Regions from separate parts of the Homo sapiens genome. Here region 2 is linked to region 1. A link is a loop called in an ENCODE intact Hi-C map of the cell type or tissue named here. Cell type or tissue: CD14-positive monocyte. All regions are shown on one strand. Links, peaks and the distances in the headings refer to the core of each region. The heading gives the core; the rest is flanking DNA.

What was found. Hi-C counts contacts between places; a loop is a spot of excess contacts. Peaks named below come from ENCODE experiments on the same cell type or tissue, not always from the same donor. Only the 100,000 strongest peaks of a DNase experiment are listed, where the experiment ranks them.
Region 2: it touches region 1 in a loop (5-fold over the local background); 2 of 110 quality-filtered maps call a loop at or near these places.

Annotation. Positions count from the first base shown.
Region 1 is chr2:20,638,403-20,646,729 of GRCh38, forward strand. HS1BP3 (HCLS1 binding protein 3) reads right to left here. Exons shown (of 7, transcript NM_022460.4): 2 at 6,938-7,103; 3 at 2,571-2,778; 4 at 34-250. It overlaps LOC124907740 (a long non-coding RNA gene), which reads right to left and starts at 27. Exons shown (of 2, transcript XR_007086243.1): 1 at 1-27. RefSeq lists enhancers at 1,941-2,442, 4,279-4,408. In CD14-positive monocyte, for the core only: CTCF peaks have their summits at 4,175 (motif pointing left) and 4,380; a DNase peak (open chromatin) is centred at 4,169; H3K27ac peaks cover 799 bases.
Region 2 is chr2:19,883,783-19,892,109 of GRCh38, forward strand. LINC00954 (long intergenic non-protein coding RNA 954) reads left to right here. Exons shown (of 10, transcript NR_033875.1): 10 at 368-1,265. Among named protein-coding and RNA genes, the nearest start is that of TTC32, 14 kb to the right of the region's middle. In CD14-positive monocyte, for the core only: no CTCF peak of the experiment used is centred there; a DNase peak (open chromatin) is centred at 3,949; H3K4me3 peaks cover 633 bases; H3K27ac peaks cover 1,807 bases.

The DNA of each region.
Region 1 (8,327 bases), core at 152-8,151:
CCAAAGGGGCCCTCTCAACAACAGGAGACCAACCGCATAATGCCCAGAGGGTCCAGCGCCTCCTCCTCCTCCAAGGATTCCTCAGCATCCTCGCCCTTCAGGCTCTGGACGGGCGGACCCTCTTCTGCCACTTGGTCTTGCTCCTCAAAAAAGTCGAAAGCCTCTTCATCATTCCCTGTCTGACTGTCTGTGCCATCCAGGACAGAGGAATCTCTGCTGGTGAGCCCTGCAGCCCCTGGGGATCTGGTACCTGTGGAGGAAGACAGAAAAGAATGGACTTGGTAACCACCCCAGAGCCAGGGGAGGCATCTTGCCACACTGCACCCTCCCATGCCAGGATCTGAGGCCGAGGGCTTCCTGCAGCCTCCTGGGACCAAACTCGTCCCTCCTGGGACCTAAGCAGGATGGCGAGTCTGGGTGGATGGAAGGTGACCTCCGTTTCGGGGGCAGCCAAGTGCCTGCTGCAGCCCCCCAAGGGCTGACGGGCACCAAGGAAGCCTGGAGTGGAGTGGTCACAAGTGGGAGCTTCAGAGCAAGACAGGGGCAGCGGTTCCTGAACCCAAGGCCCAGAGCCTGTGTGCGCCGCAGGGATGGCTGCACCCTCCTCCCGGGTGAGCGGTGGGATACAACAGCCAGGGCACAGGGTGATTCAAAAAGAACCAGTACAGCCAGAACCATTTACAGTTGGAGGCACGGCAAGGAACTCTGCAGACAGAGACCTGCCCCGAGAGTCTGGGCACCTGGACTGTGGACTGGATGGGTGCCCAGGGTAAGCATGTGGAAGATTCCAGAACAAACGGTAATCACTCCATTACAAACTGGCTTAGATGAGCGCTTCTTGAAGTGTGGTCTTCAGACAGAGAATGCCCCCTGTGTGACCACAATGAGGTAAGTAGAGAAAGGGAGAGCAAGCATCCAGAAACTTCATAGCATGCTGCCATCATCACAATACCCAAGTGTGCTTTTGTATTTGTGAAAGTATCCATCTGTGACAGGCTGGGAATAAAAGAGCTAGCCCTTGCCACAGATAGTTTGAGAAGCGTGGGCTCAGACTATTTGTTCATTTCTATCCAAGTGCTTACTGGGTAGTTTAAAACAACTGACTTTTAATAAAATCACCTTGTAGGTAAAGAACTTAGAGAGTGTCTGGCATACAGGATGCACTGAGTGATAATGACGATATCGTATTATGTGATGCTCTGTTATTTTACTTGGACAAATGTGAAAAGCCATTCAAAATCTCCCAAACCTTCAATTTCATGTCATAAGCATCTTACATTTAAACATCACAAAAGCCCTATGAGAGAGATCCCTACTGTACATCCATCTTGCAGATGAGCAAAGTGAGGCATAGAGCAGCTTGTGTTTCTATCCTGCCTCTCCACCAGAGAGGGGCTGGGACATCCTGAGCATCTCTTCCAGCGATGGCTGAGCTGGAACCTCTTGGCACAGTCTACCCAGCCCCAGAGACAGGCAAGGAAGGAAGGGTTGTGACCTTGGAACAACAAGGGCAGAAGAGAACCCAGACCCATGTGAGGGGCCCAACATGGCCACAGGACACCGGGGCTGTGCAGCTTGTCCAGTCCTAGGCCTGCGCATTCACCAGTTTTGCTTCTCTTCCCCACCTTTCACTTTAAATAATTTGTTTTATTTACGGTCAACTTTCTTTTGAAAACTTCCCTTCTGTCTTGTGGAACTAGGAGATCCACAGTAGCTGGGAAGGAGTTAAGCAGACGGATGTAAAGAGGGGAGAAGGGGTGGGAGTCCGGCACCAGCAGTGGTGAGAACCTGCCTTGTCCTGGGGGCATCTGTGAGACCAGGGCCTGCCCCACGGGGGTTCTGGGTTGACAGGACTAACCGAGGAGTGGGGTAAAATTGTAGCCACTATTTACTGTGGTTGTTTCTGTTCTAAGGACTTTGCATGTGTTAGCTCTGTAAATTCTCATAACGGCCTATCAGCCAGGCTACTCCCACCTTACAGATGAGAAAACTGAGGAGAGAAGACAGGGCCAGGACACCCATGGGAAGGGCTTGACGTCTCCACCACTGGGGGCAGGGGTGCTGGATCAATTCCTCAGCCCGGAGCTGTCCCCATGACCCTCTCTGTGGGGGCACAGGTGAGAAGCACATGTCCCCAGGGGCAGGTCACCAGCCAGGCTGTGAGAACACAGCTTTCCCGGGATACTGCAGGTCCCTAGGGCTGGTTGGAGGAGGCAGAGGGGAGTGTGGGGTGTGTGTCAGGGGGTTGTATGTGGTGCATGGTCAGTCGGGGGGTGTCGGGCAAGCTCTAGGAATGGGGCTGGCCAGGAAGGCCATGGATGGGGTCACACTATGGAGAATGCCTGCTGTGTGAGCCCCCACCTGACAGCCAGACGTTCAGTCCCTCAAGGGTAGGCCTCCTTCTGCCCACCATCCAGCCAAGGATGTCAGCGAGGCCACCTGCCTCACCAGCCTGGCTGAAGCCTCCAGGCTGCAGAGGCAGCTGTGGACATGCTCCCACTGGGGCACGGCAGCGGGGCCTAGTTCTGGGCCGGGGAGACCTGAGGGACATGGGGCAGAGCCTTGGGTACCTAAGAACTCTAGCAGCTCTGGGCTGCCTGCCAACTCGGCATCCTTGGAGACACAGCGCAGGATCTCATTGAACACGGCTCTCCTCTCCCGGATGTCAGACTCCCCAACAAACAGGACCTTCCTGGGTAGTGGGGGGAGGCTGGCTGCTGCATAACGACTGCTCAGTTTCTGGTAAAACTCCTCAATCTCGCTGTACTTTTTGGAGACCTGGAATGAGAGGAGCATGTGGTTTCCTGAGTGAAGAGTGGCAGGCAGTGCTCCTTTCTCACCCCGACCAGGGGTTCCCAAGGCCCAGCAGCCAAAGGAAGTGTGCCAGGTACGCCCGCCTGCTGCCCCTCTGCCTGTCTCCCAGCCTCAGGCTCCAGTCCTTAACACGCCTGGCCGATAGCAGATTCAATAAAAACATCTTAGTGGCCCAGAGGAAAGATGCAATAACGGTGCCATTCTGGACACTGTCACAGGTCCAGTTAACAAGATTTGATACAGGGACCCCTGCCCAGCCTGCACGTGATCAGGGCCACTGTGTTCATTCCCAGCTTTCTGCATATCAGGAGGGTGATCTCACCGGCTGGCAGGTCATCTTCCTGCAACACCGTGAATCATCTGTTCTCAGCACCAACCTCATTCTCCCGTGAACCAGTGTGGCCTTCGGCGGGCCAGCCAATGCAAGCAGTGGAGACAGATATTTCCAAGGCTTGTTCTCTGCCCTGCGTCAGGCAGGACCTCTCTGCACGCAGGCACCCGAGTCAAGCAGGCCAGGACTCTTGCTGTCATCAGAAGGCAGCCTTGAGCACCATCTGACTCAGAGAGGGCAGCACTCAGCTTCCCGTGGGGCCAGCGGCTGACTCCCGCTGCCTCCTTGGCCTCTCCCCACAGCTCCTGGGCAGCTAAGCCTTCACCCCTTCACTCACGGAGCTCTTGCTGCATGTTCACTCTGTACAGAGACACCCCAGCAGGCTCTCAGTCTCACAGTGGTTTCAGTGCCATCGCCGTGTCTGTAACCATGTGGGTGCTCAGCGAAGTCACCTGCTGTATACACACACCATCGGCCTGGCACCTACCCTCACTCCTAGCTCCTCTATCACCTGCTGTATGCACACACCATCATCCTGGCACCTACCCTCACTCCTCGCTCCTCTGTGCTTTCCCCATAGACTGGGCCTGTCTCCCCCGACTGAAGTGTGGGTCACTCACTCTTATGCTCCCAGGCCCGGACTGTGCCCACAGTGTGCCACTGGAGTGCTGGCGTGCAGGGGCTGCGGGCATCTGACGCCCTCGGGCTCGGGGAGATCCCTTGGTGCAGGGTGTGTCTGGAACACACATCCTTGGCTCCAGCAACACCACCCAGAATGCCCAGCCTGTGAAGGGTCAAGATACCAGGAGGCAGCTGGGGGGATTTCAGAACCTCCAGTGGGGAGTCACCTGGGACAGGTGCTGCTTGCAGTTGTCAGCACAAGAGCCTGGCTCCAGACTTTCCTGAAAACAGCCCTCAGGGAAAGGCACACGGACCCCTTCCCAGAGCGATTGCTAACACAGGCTCCGACAGCAGCTGTGACTCCAGCCCGGCCCGCAGAGCAGGCCACGGTGGGGGCCGGGCGCCCCCTGCTGGCCCGACTGCTCCCCTCAGGCTCAGACCACAGACCCAGCATATCCAGGCTCGGGGAACCTCCATCTCCAGGGCACTGGCATCGTGAGTACTCCGGAGCTGTAGGCCTGGGCTCCCACCCCACCCAGGGCCCACGTCCATCAGGGGTTCAGGCAGGGCTTCTTGGGTGGGCATCTGCACCAGCAACAAGAGGAGGCCAAGTAAGAGACCCTGAGCAGAGGAAGCTCAAGGTTGAGAACTCACATTTATCTGGTGCCCCCGTGTGCCAGGCACTGCTGAGCACGGGGCAGACAGCCCTGTAACGTTAGTAAGCTTGTGGGTGTCTGCACTGCTAGCACATCCAAGAGCCTGCACAACCTCCACTGCGGTGCCCCCTCCTGCGGCTGTTTTACTCCATGGTCAGCAAATCAGTACACGTTTATATTAAAACACATATGCCCTTTTAAGTAGATACAAAATGCTCATTAATTCTTTGAGTTAATTCATGAAACATCAAAGAGACTTCAGGCTTGGGGGTATGTAACTTTAGGCTCCATCCTGAGATCCCATGGGGAGTAAAGGAGTTCTTTGCCCTCGCAAGTACTTTCAAATGTCTGACAAGCCCCTGCACGCACACACTCCACGAGGAGTGGGCGTCACTGCCTAGGAAAAAGTGGCACTAGTGTGATTCATGGAGGTGTTAAAACACCCTCATGTACACCTTGCATGTAAGGCCGGCCCTCTGCACAGAACCAAGTGGGCTGGGCGGCTGAAGCCCAAGCTTCCCAGAATGCTCCCTCCTTCATGCCCCGCAACATCAAGCTCAAATACTCTCCTCTTCTGCTCCTGTCTCTGAAAATGTGGGTGCATTGAGCTCCAACCTGGATCAAGTCAAATTACCAGGAGCTGCAAAGCACCCTGTAAAGCAGATTCACTCTCAGAGCAATGCAGGCCCAGAATCACCCCTGACATCACACGTTGCTTCTCACCAAGAGTCGGCCACAGGAGCAATCAAATGAAAAACAGCATTGCTATTCTAGACGCTTCTCATGACGTTGTTGAATGTCCCTTAAAATTGTGTGGCTGGGCGTGGGGGTTCACACCTGTAATCCCAGCACTTTGGGAGGCTGAGGCAGGAGGATTGCTTAAGCCCAGCTTGAGGAGTTTGAGACCAGCCTGGACAACATAACAAGACACTATGTCTACCAAAAAAATTAAAAAAGAAAAAGCTGGGCATGGTGGTGTGTGCCTGTAGTCCTAGATACTTAGGAGGCTGAGGCAGGAGGATTGCTTGAGCCCAGGAGTTCCAGGCTGCACTGAGCTATGATCACACTACTGCACTCCAGTCTGGGGAACAGAGGGAGATCCTATCTCTTAAAAAAAGGAAACATTTGTGCTGTAAATTTCTCTTAAAATTTAGTGTCTCTTTCAACAGGTCACCAGAAAGATGCAACTCATCGTTTCCCTTTTTATCTTGGTTGCCAGGAGACTCCAAGCTAGCCCCGTGTCACTCCCTGCTGTACTTCGGGGTCTAGTTCATTTCACCTTTGTCCTAATAATCCTGGACCTGTGTCTCTTGGTCTCCAGCTGCAGGTCCTTTTCACAAGAGGCCAAATGGTAAATAATAAGCCAATGAGTGTGTGATCTCAACCCTCTTGAAATTCTCTCCTCCCTTAGCTCCTCTGACTCCGTAGATACCCACCCAGTTCTCTCCTCTCTGCCTCAACTGCAGACTCCTCCTTCTCCCCAAGAGTCCCTGAACCCCTGGCATCCTCAGGATTTCCTCCTCAGCCCTTCTCTCTGCCTTCCACTTCTGTTCTCTGGGCAACTTGATCCACTCCCAGATTTTTAATATCACCTCCAAGTTGATGACTCCCAAGCCTACATCTCAGGCCTGAGCTCGTCCCGAGCTCCAGCCTCATGTATCCATCCACAGGGCAGACACTTCACACTCCACATGCCCCCTAGGTCTGCTCCTCCATCATATTCTTTATTTCAGTTGGTGGAAACAGTCAGCAAATGTGGTGCATGTTACCCAGTAAACATTTTCAACTCTCCCTTTCCCTTCCATACCAAGTGCAACTGGCCTGCTCCAAGCCCTTGATTTGGGAATGACCATATTGGCCATGTATCTGGGCTCCCTGACACCTGTTTTGTTCCTTCCAATCCAACTCCATGCTCTCAGCAGATTGGCTGGTTAAAGGCAAAAGGGTCCACGTCACTCCCCTGCTTAAAACTCTCCTTGGCTGCAGGTTAAGTCCAGGCTCCCGCAGACTCTCCACAATCTGGATCCTGCCTGTCACTCACCTTCATCTTCCCCGCTTCCTCCCAGGACCACACTCAACTGTGCAGAGTTCCCACTCAATGTCCTATTTCCAACCTCCGTGCCTTTGCTTAGGATGTGTTGTCTGCCCGGGACACCCTTCTCACCTCTCCTGCTGAGCCCCATCTGTTCCTCAAAACACAGCTCAGCCACCGCCTCTTCCAAGAAGTTTCCCCAGGGTCAGTTAGGTGCCCCTTCTCTATACCCCCAGAGCCCCCCAGGTGCTCCTGTCCCCATCTGTATCTGTCTCTTTAGAGGTCTGCCTCTCCACGGACTGAGAGCGTCTGATTCACCCTGTGTCCCTTCTGTCTAGCATGGTCTGGTACTCCAGGCCCTGAGCAAGCAACAGACAGAGAAGCACTTGCTCTGGATGCTACTTGAACCCTGGTGGGCAGATGTGTCTGCCCGCCCGGACCCCGGGCACCCTCGAAACATCCTGGCCAGAGCCTCCGGCTCACCAAGAACTGGACGACATCCTCGGGCCTGTGCTTGGCCGACTTGAACGCAGCCAGACGGGTCACCACCAGGATCTGGTACTCCACGTGTCCAGACATCATCTTGCCCCGTACCTCCTGGTGCTGGGGCACAGTCAGGTCGAGGCCAGTGTGGGCATTCTGAAGTCGCCTGCCAGGGGAAAAGAAGGCAGGTGGGGTTCAGGGTCAAGGCAGTAGGCTTCCCGAGCAAAGTGCAGGCAGGGCCTCTGGGTGCCTGGCAGGCCTGGGTGCCAGGTGACTCTGCTGGCTGTCCTCAGTGGTCACTGCTCCAGGCCACCCATCCCGCCACACCAGCCCTCATAAGCCTGGCTTCCCAGGCCTCGAGGCCTCGGACCTGGTCCTGCCTTTGGGTTGCTCAGGGACAAAGGTCTGCTCCCTGCAGGAAAACAGGAAAGGATGGGGCTTGTTGAAAGGGATCGACACAAACTCTGTGCAGAATGGGTGGGAGCAGCATCCTAGGGCCTCTACTCAGACCAAGGAACATGCCTGGGGCTGCAGGGACAGCAAGGGATTGAAATCCCAGCTGGAGACAGGCACCTCTCTTTGGCTAATGGGCAGGAGGGCTGCTACAGGCCCCCTGGGGGGGACACGGGACGAGCACTGGAGGCAGGACCCTTGTGACCCACCGTGGCCCAGAGAGGCACTGATAGGCCCGTCCCTCATCTGGGCAGTCGATGCTGCCCCTCGAGGTGTAGAGAGGATGCATCGGCAAAACATCACCGCTCTTGGAGATTTGTAAAATGCAATTCGAATATAATGAATTGTATGATGAGCAAAGAAGTGATGAGATGTTTTTCTTGAAGTGGAAAAAGTTATTAAATACATCCCTCATCCTACATAAGGTGAGACACAGACCTGTGCAGACTAACATCCCTCACGCAAACACCTCTGGCAGGACACGTGGGGCACCCTCTGAGCAGCTCTGACCATCGAGGTGAGACCTCCTGTGTGCTGGGCAGGACCCTGAAAACACGGGAGGAGCTTCTGGAGCTTAACCTGTGTCTGGGGCAAGGCCCTTCCCTCTCTGGAATTATACCCCAATCCATCAAATCCCCCTGCCCCAGCACTCCTCCCACACGGACCCCTCACATCCCACGCTAGGCCACGCTGTCACCAGCACAACGCTGCTGTCACCAACTGGTGAGGCCTACAGTGATGCGTCTCCTATGCCATGTATGACACCCAATGACTGAGTGCTGTACACACAAGGAATATCCTCCCGCGGCGTAGGGCACCCCAGGCAACCTGCCTTCAGGTGGTGAAAAGTGCAGCAAGGGCCGAATGGGCACTGGGAGGTGCACACGCACAGCCAGCCCTCTGCCAACGGCACCGAGTTCACGCAGTGTGCACGCGC
Region 2 (8,327 bases), core at 102-8,101, 750 kb before region 1:
AGTCCTGACCAGATGGCACCCTCCTGCAGAAGTCCCTGAACAGCAAGCACTCTGCATGTCATGCCTACATCTCAGCCTGAGGAACTCTTGAAGAGGCCTTTCCTCCAGAGCTGAGTGAGCTCTAAGAGCTCTTTGGCCAAAAACCCCTGGCTCTTGCCCATCACACTTGCCTAGTGTCTGGCTACGATAATTTTCAGGCATTTTATGAAACATTTAACAAGTCTGATTACCCTTCTAGGAGACAGTCCTAGAATAGAGGTCATATGAACATAGATCTTAGTCCTCCTGCCTCAGTGAGTCCCTCACCCCATACACACCTTGAACTCAGGCCAGAAGAGAGCACTTGACCATCTGGCTCTGGTTCCAGTGACTCCAGGACTTATATGCCCACAAGCCAAAAGAAGATCAAGATCTGAGTGGGAACTGTGGAAAGCATGTCATGCGAGCCCCTGCCGCCCTTGAAACTCTGCGTTCCTCCTCCTCAAAGAACAGTGCCTGAAGGTCCTGGCTGTGGCCCTGGCTGGCCATCTTGCTTCCTGGTCACGGTGGTGGCCACTGTGCTGGTCCTGTCCAAGATGACCTGTACATCATTCCATGAATGACACGTGACAACAGCTTCCCAGTGTAATAAGCACATTTAACCCAGCACTTGTCAGCCCCACTGTTCTGTTGGAAGTGTTCTATCTCACTGATCTTGCCTCTCCTAAAGCAAGGGACAACTCCTGGCACTCCGCTGCAGAGGCCCTTGAAGCCTGTTGGAATTTTAGTGAAATGAGATGCCTGGCTTAAGCCATGTTGCCTGGCTTCTCAAGTACCAGCGGACATATTACTAGCAAGGAAGAAGGCTAGCAGCAAGAATGGTTATTGCATCCTAGAGGCATTTAGTGGAGGAGAAAACTGCCCTGGTACCGCCATAGCCCTAAGTGCTGCCCAGAGTTCTGAGCTCTCGATGAGCACTTGGAACACGTCTGCCTGCAGCCTCCCTACACTTTTTTATGACTTGTCCTACTTGTCAAGCCCAGCTTGTCCCACTTCTCCACATGAGTCTTCCAGTGACATCTTTGTGACCATCTCCACCCCCTGGGTAAATGCTCCACGCTGGGAGTCCACAAAACACAGTCTGACTTAGAGATTCTCTGGCATGACTCTCTTCCCCACTGTGTACACTGACTGCCTTAGATGTAGGCCTCTTGTTTGGGGCCCTTCCTGGCCAGACCCTGAAGCAGCCTCTGAGGAGGGTGGTAAGAATGGTTCCCTAGAGCCCAGTTACAGAGTCTGCCTCCTTTCCAGATCATGCTGTAATGGACTGAGATCTCAACTCAGCCCACACTCTTTCCTGGCCTACATAGCCGTCTCAGAAGGGCAATGTTTCTCGCTGTTAAAGCGGGTGGTCCCTCTTGCTAACCTAGCTGAGCATCAGGTACTGGTTAGCTGTAAGGGCTGGGAAGTGGGGGGTGTACCCATTGGCCTTGGTGATGAAGACAGCCAGGTATCCAAGTCCCAGCCGGGACTCCTGCTGGGCCATAAAGGCTTCAATATGCTGGCTTCTCCCCATTGAGGACCTCAGGCCCCAGTTCATTATCAGGATTTTAGAAATACCAAGAACATCAAAAGAACAGAAAAGAGGCCCTTAAGGGACTCCTAATAAGATAGAATTTGCATGTCCTCATTGGACTAGAACCTGAACTGCTTTAAAAAGCAAAAGGCCCTTGGTACAATCTGATGGATGTGACTGTACAGAGAAGAGGAAACACCTCTGAGGGGAGTGAGAGGCCTTGGTAAGGAAGTTGCAATCTGGAGCCACCTGGGCAGGTCAGAGCTCTATAAGCAGGAGAAGCCAAGGGCATAACACACAGTAGTGCAGGTGTCAGCCAGGAATCAAGGCTATGACAGCTGGAGTCCCGGGCCAAGAACTACAGGGGGAAGGAGGAGAAATGCTTGTTCCCCCAACTCCTATCTCCTGCCATGGGGGTGGACTTCTACTAGCTATGACATTCCTACCATCTCTCTGCCTCTTCCCTCTCTCTTTTCTCTCTGCCCCACCCTGGGACACGGTGACTTCCCTGATGCTAGGGGGAGGGGATGGTGTGGGTTAAAAAAAAAAAAACAAGCTGCATAGCTCAGCCCCTTCCTCTCTCCCCTCACTCTCCTGGGGGTGCCTGCTTTCAGAGTCTGTGCAGCTCTTGTCTCCTTCTTACCATAACCCTACCTGGGCGGCAGCAGCCGCCGCCCACACCCTCCCCTACCCCCATGGCACTGCCTGCCACATCCAGGACCATTTCCGAATTCTGAGGCTCTGTTGTCGGAGTGTCCCCTCTAAGCTGCATCCTGCAACCCAGTCCTATTCCCAGAGAAGCCCAACATCCCCTCTGGATCTGCCTGTCTGCATTACCGTTTGGTTCAAAACCCAGTGCTGGTTACTGGGCCTCTCAGGACACCAGGGAGGCTGGGCTGGGGAGGACTGGTGGGCGAGCTGTCCCCTCCACATTCTGCCAATGCCTGGGACGTGAAACTCATTCCTGTTTCCATGAGACTCGTATCCTTAATGTCCCTTTTGACTTCAGCTAATTCTGAGTAAGTTTTTGACCCTCGCACCTAAATTTGGCCCAAGGCAGAAACAGCGGGGATTGGCTTCTCTGACGGCTGAGTCACTTGTCTTCCTGTCTTCTCCCTCATATTCCACTTCTTGTGGGCGTGAATTAAAGTAGAACCAGGCAGGCGACACTCTCCTGTTGGTGACCAGCGTTCCACAGTAAAATGGGGTGTGACAGCAGCTGGCAGAGCAGCAGCCTGCCCGGGGCTGTGGGCCACATCCCCCCTCCACCCCAACCAAGCAGCCTGCCCTGCCCTGGTGCCAGGCGCCAATCGGCTGAGCAAAATAGGCTGAACTCAGGCCCTGCGAGGCCAGGACGGCGCCTATCAAGAACTCCTGTTCCCTCCAGGGCAAGAAGAGGGAGGAGCGAGGCTTGCCCTGAGCGGAGGGGCTTCAAAACTGAGCCCTGGGCAAAATGGGGCAAGTTGGTCACCCTAGAGGGAGCTTAGGTTTAAGGAAAAGAATCTGGGACCTTCTAGCTTTGACTCCAGTCTAACATAACTCTCTGATTGTCCCTTTAGTAAAATAGAAATAATGTCAGTCTTGAAAGAATGTCATGAGGCTTTCATGAGGACACATGGAAATGGCAGACATTTGTCTTGCTGGAAGGTTCTCCCGTTTCCCCGCCCCTATTCCAGGTAGGTTGCTGTCCTCAGTACCTGAGGTTTTATGTGGAATCACCATTCTCCTTCCCATGATTGTAAGTCAGATTATAAGCAGCATTTGAGTAGATGGAAATGTGATTAGGTCTATGTCCCTCATCCCAACATTCTTTATGCCAGCTTTCATTCCCACAGCTCCAGCTGGAGACATGCACCCACAACTTAGCAGTGCCTTGGGGTGTCCTGTCTACTGCAGGACGTCTTCAGTGCCCATAACGTTCTTCTCCAAATTAGGTTTCTGAGCCTTTGCATATTACATCACAGGGCTGGGCCCATGGGACTGCAATCCGGGAGGATGGTCCTAGGCACAAAATTGAATCTTGAGATAGGTCTAAGGTTTGCCATCAGGATTAATGAAAATAAGTGTACACCGGGGCATGCTTCACTAACTGGAAGTCACTATTATTAAACTGAGAACCGGAAGGGCTAGATCTGGTCATAATTCTGTTAACCAACTGCATAACCTTTAAGCCGGAACCTTTACCTGTAAAATAAAGGAGTAGATGATTTCTCCAGTTCCTTCCCGCTCAAGTGTCCTATGACTGATTAAAATTATGTGTCCATTAAGCAGCTCAAAAGGAATTATGTCTGGCTATCTGAAAGCTCACAGCCAGCCAAGGAGGAAGTGCACTAAAGGCGAGGCCCGGCTGCTCCCCAGCCCAGCACTGCTCGCTGCTGTGTTAATTGACAATGATGGAACAAAGCACATTTTATGAGAGTTCATGAGTAGGAAGTCCAAGGAGCCTATACATTAGTCACGTCTGAAAATCTTCCTTGCTGGTCCTGCAAGCCAGAGGAGCTGGCCACTGCCACTTACCCAGATGAAGGACATGTCGATCCAGAAAAGGGAACAGTTAGCCAACATTGCTTTATTTGCTCAATCGTAATAACTTTTTCCAGGGAGAAAACCCACGTAAAACTATTGGAGACAGAATTCTGGATCAAGTCAGGCCACAACATAAAATTACATGGTAACAATGGTCTCCAATTTGAGAGAAGCAGCATAATGCACCCCAACCTCCCACAAAAACCTCAAACCCTTGACTCGGGAAAACAAGAAGGTCATCTTCCATCGGCCCTTTCCTCCACTGTCCTTCTCCCCAGACTCCCTTGTGCTTGTATAGGGCAGGGAGGGGTAAGGAAAACAGATCAGTTGCCCTGGGACGTCAATCACCCTGTTGAAACTGGTCTGAGTGCCAGACAGACAACCAACATGGCTCCTGCCTTCAGGGTCCACATCTTGAAGAGGGAGAGGAACACAGGAAATGGAAAAGCACCCTGGAATTAGATGCTGGGCCAGATGAACTGGAAGTAGTTCTTAAACTTGAGTGTGCCTCAGACTCCCCAGGGGCCTTGTTAAAACACAGATGGCTAGACCCTACCCCCAGGGAGCTAGATTCACTTGGCTTGGGGTAGGGCTGATATTTTGCATTTCTAACATGGTCCTAGGTGCTGCTGGTCCATAGACCATGTGCTGAGAACCAGTACTACAGACAGTGCTCCCCATACTTTAGTGTGCGTATGAACCGCCTGGGGGCCTGGGTAAAGTGTGAGCTCTGATTCAGCAGGTCTGGTACAGGGCTAGGGATCTGCATTTCTAACAAGCTCCCAGGTGATGCCAATGCTGCCGGTCTGTGGTCCCCATTCAGTAGCAAGGGTGCTCCATCTAGACCAGAGTGTGATGGAAGTTAGAGAATGAGATGAGTTTGGGTTGATATTGGCAGGGAAGGTTTAATGGTAGTTACTGGGACTTGGGCTGGTCCCAGAAGAATGAGCAGGATTTAAATAAATGAAAAGGCTGTATTCTGGGAGAGAAATTTGAACACAGACAGGGCGGTGGGATTGAGAATAGCAAGGGTAGAGGAGTGGGCACTGGCCATTGTCACAGATGAGTGACACACCGAGGCTTGGGGCCCTGCATGCAGGCGCCTTGCTCCATCTGCCTCCACACCACCCTCCCCAAGCAAGAAGCTGGTGCAGTTCCAGTAAGTCTACTGGCAGCCAGTCTTCATAATGGAAATAATTATTGTTCTGTGAGTCCCAGACTGACAGCTCCCAATCCTGCCTGCTCAGCCAACTGGGTTATTTTTTCACCTGGCTTGTTAGCAATGGTTTGTTGTTTGGCAGCATGAAGTGACTCCCACTTTTCCTTTCCAATCTCAAGTCAGAGAAACCTCAGTTCTCCGAGAGTTGAATGTCTCGAAGCCACACGGGGGTGGTTATGGATTTCTCAGCAGGCAGCCAGGGCAACCAGCATGTTCTATATGGTGCTCAGTCATGGGTTCCTCTCCTGATCCAGTGAGGGTCATGATCAGATAAAGGAGTAATAGCCCCTTCTTTCCCACACCCACCCCCCAACCTTGGAAGTCTTCCGTTTTCAGGTTTGTTCTAACAAAAGGCTCACCTTTTCTTCAATAGAGCTGCATGTGTAGGTGCAGAAACATGCGAGCTCATGTGCAAAAGGCCTGTCATTTGAAAATGAAACTACTATTTATTGGGTTTCCCAGCAGTGCTGTAACGAGGCACTACAAACTGAGTGGCTTATAACAACAGAAATTTATTTTCTCACAGTCCTGGAGACTGGGGAGTCCAAAATCAAGGTGTTGGCAAGGGCATGCTCCCTCTGAAGCCTCTAGGGCATGGACCTCACCCCTGGGGAGCTGGAAACCCTTCCTTGCTTTTTCCAGTTTCGGGTATCCCTGGGTGTTCCTTGGCTTGTGGCAGAACCACTCCAGTCTCCACCTCTGTCTTCACAAGCCGTTCTCCCCAGTGTCTGTGTCCAAATTTCCTTTTCCTTGTAAGGACATCAGTCACACAAGGTATCTGTAAGGACCCACCCTACTCCACCTGCATCTTCTTAACTAATTAGATCTGTCATAACTTTATTCCCAAATAAGGTCACATTCTGAGGTACTGGTAGTTAAAACTCCAACATATCTTTTTGGGGGGCCCAATTCAACTCCTAACAGGTAACTTTATAGTTTATAACATTATATTACCTGCTGAATTTGACCTTGTCTTTTAGAGGGGCTTTTTCCTCTAAACTAGAATAGTGACCTGTTTTAAATAAAATCGATGCTGAACTATAAATCAGGCCCTATTCTCAAGGTCAGCTGAGAAGGGCTCAAACACTTATCCACCCCATACCTATTAGCCAGTGATGAATCTGTAAGCTCTAAATAGCAAGTTACTGAGCAGATTATGATAATGAATTCACTTATCCATTCAACACATGTAAGGCCCTTCTGCATGCCAGGCCGTGGTGCTGAGGACACAACAGTAAACAAAAGAGACAAAAGTCCCTGCCCTCTCAGAGCTTGCCTTCCAGTGTGGGAAAGACAAAATAAATAAGAACATGGTTTGGGTAAACAGAAAAAAGATGAGTATGATGAGGATTTGCTATTTTAAAGAGAGCGGTCAGAGAAGGGCCAGGATAAGGCCATGGGGTAAGGCAGGGAGAAAACAGCACATGTAAGTTCCTCAACGTGAGTCTTTGTGAAGACTCTGCTTCTCACTGAGAGAAGCCATGGCACACTCCCAAACCTTCACTCTGGTGGCTGTGTTGAAACTGACTTTGGAGGTAAAACTGACAAAGCAGGATACTTGCAATACAGAGGGGCTGATGTCTTGGCTTTGGGTGGTAGCGGATGAGATGAAAATTGCTGGAATCGGGATCTGTTTCAAGGTAGGAACCCACAGTGTTTGCCGCTGGGGAGCACTGGGACCAAGTCTGGCATGAGAGGCGGGACAGTACAGCTGCCATTAGCTGTGCTGGGGGAGGACCAGGAACTCCGTTTGGGATGCTTTAAGTTTGCACAACATCAACTCTGTGATCTTAAAAAGAGCTTTCCAATAAAGTGGAAATAGGTTCAAATAACGTGGTGCCAAAAGAATACATTCAAAGGTATTCTTGGTACACAGGAGTCAAAATTGCCTAGAGGGAAAAGAGGCACTCAGGTGGTGAACACAACTAATAGTAATTTTTTCAAGAGGTGACTAGCAGCCATAGGAAAGGGAGCCTTTTAACCCTTTGTTTCTAGTTATTCTGGCTAAAAATGGTTAGCTGTAGAGAAAAATATGAAAGGCGGGGGGTCTTTTTATTTATACCTCCTGTACTGTTTTAATTTTTATTACCATAGCCATGTATTAATTGTATATCAAGAAATTGGCAAGCACTTTTCATGCGGCTTTAAAAATTATGTGTCAAAGCAGAATAAGGTAGACTTCTAAGTTCTTACACAAAAGAATGTTCAAAATAATAAGTGATTTAAGTTACCAAATAATATGTATACCATAATTCTGCGCATGTATCTGCATACCTGTGCCCATGTATTTGTACAAAGAAAAAGGCCTAGAAGGATAGACAGGAACTGCTTTTTACCTTATATTCTGCAGGTTTGCCACTTTTAAAAGGAGTACTTTTTGCATGTGTTTAAATTGAATGTGATGGCCTTCCCTCTACTTCGCTTCAGCCAGAGCTCAAGCCTCCACACACTCCAAACAAGAATTGTTGAATAGTTTAAAGAAATAGGCGGGCTGGGCACGGTAGCTCACGCCTGTAATCCCAGCACTTTGGAAGGACGAGGCAGGCAGATCATGAGGTCAGGAGTTTGAGACCAGCCTGACCAACGTGGTGAAACCCGGTATCTACTAAAAATACAAAAATGAGTTGGGCTTGGTGGCACATGCCTGTAATCCCAGCTACTCAGGAGGCTGAGGCAGGAGAATCCCTTGAAACCCAGGAGGTGGAGGTTGCAGTGAGCTGAGATCACGCCACTGCACTCTAGCCTGGGCAACAGAGCGAGACTCTGTCTCAAAAAAAAAAAATAAATAAGCAACAGAAAAAAAAACTGAAGCTTTTCAGTCCCCCTTGGCTCTTATTCCTGCTAGAAATAATGTGACTATGTAATAATAAATTCTACTTAAGGGTTGTATCAGTCTGTTTTCACACTGCTATAAGGAACTGCCCCAGTCTGGGTAATTTATAAAGGAAACAGGTTTAATTGACTCACAGTTCAGCATGGGTGGGAAGGCCACAGGAAACTTGCAATCACGGCAAAAGGGGAAGCAAG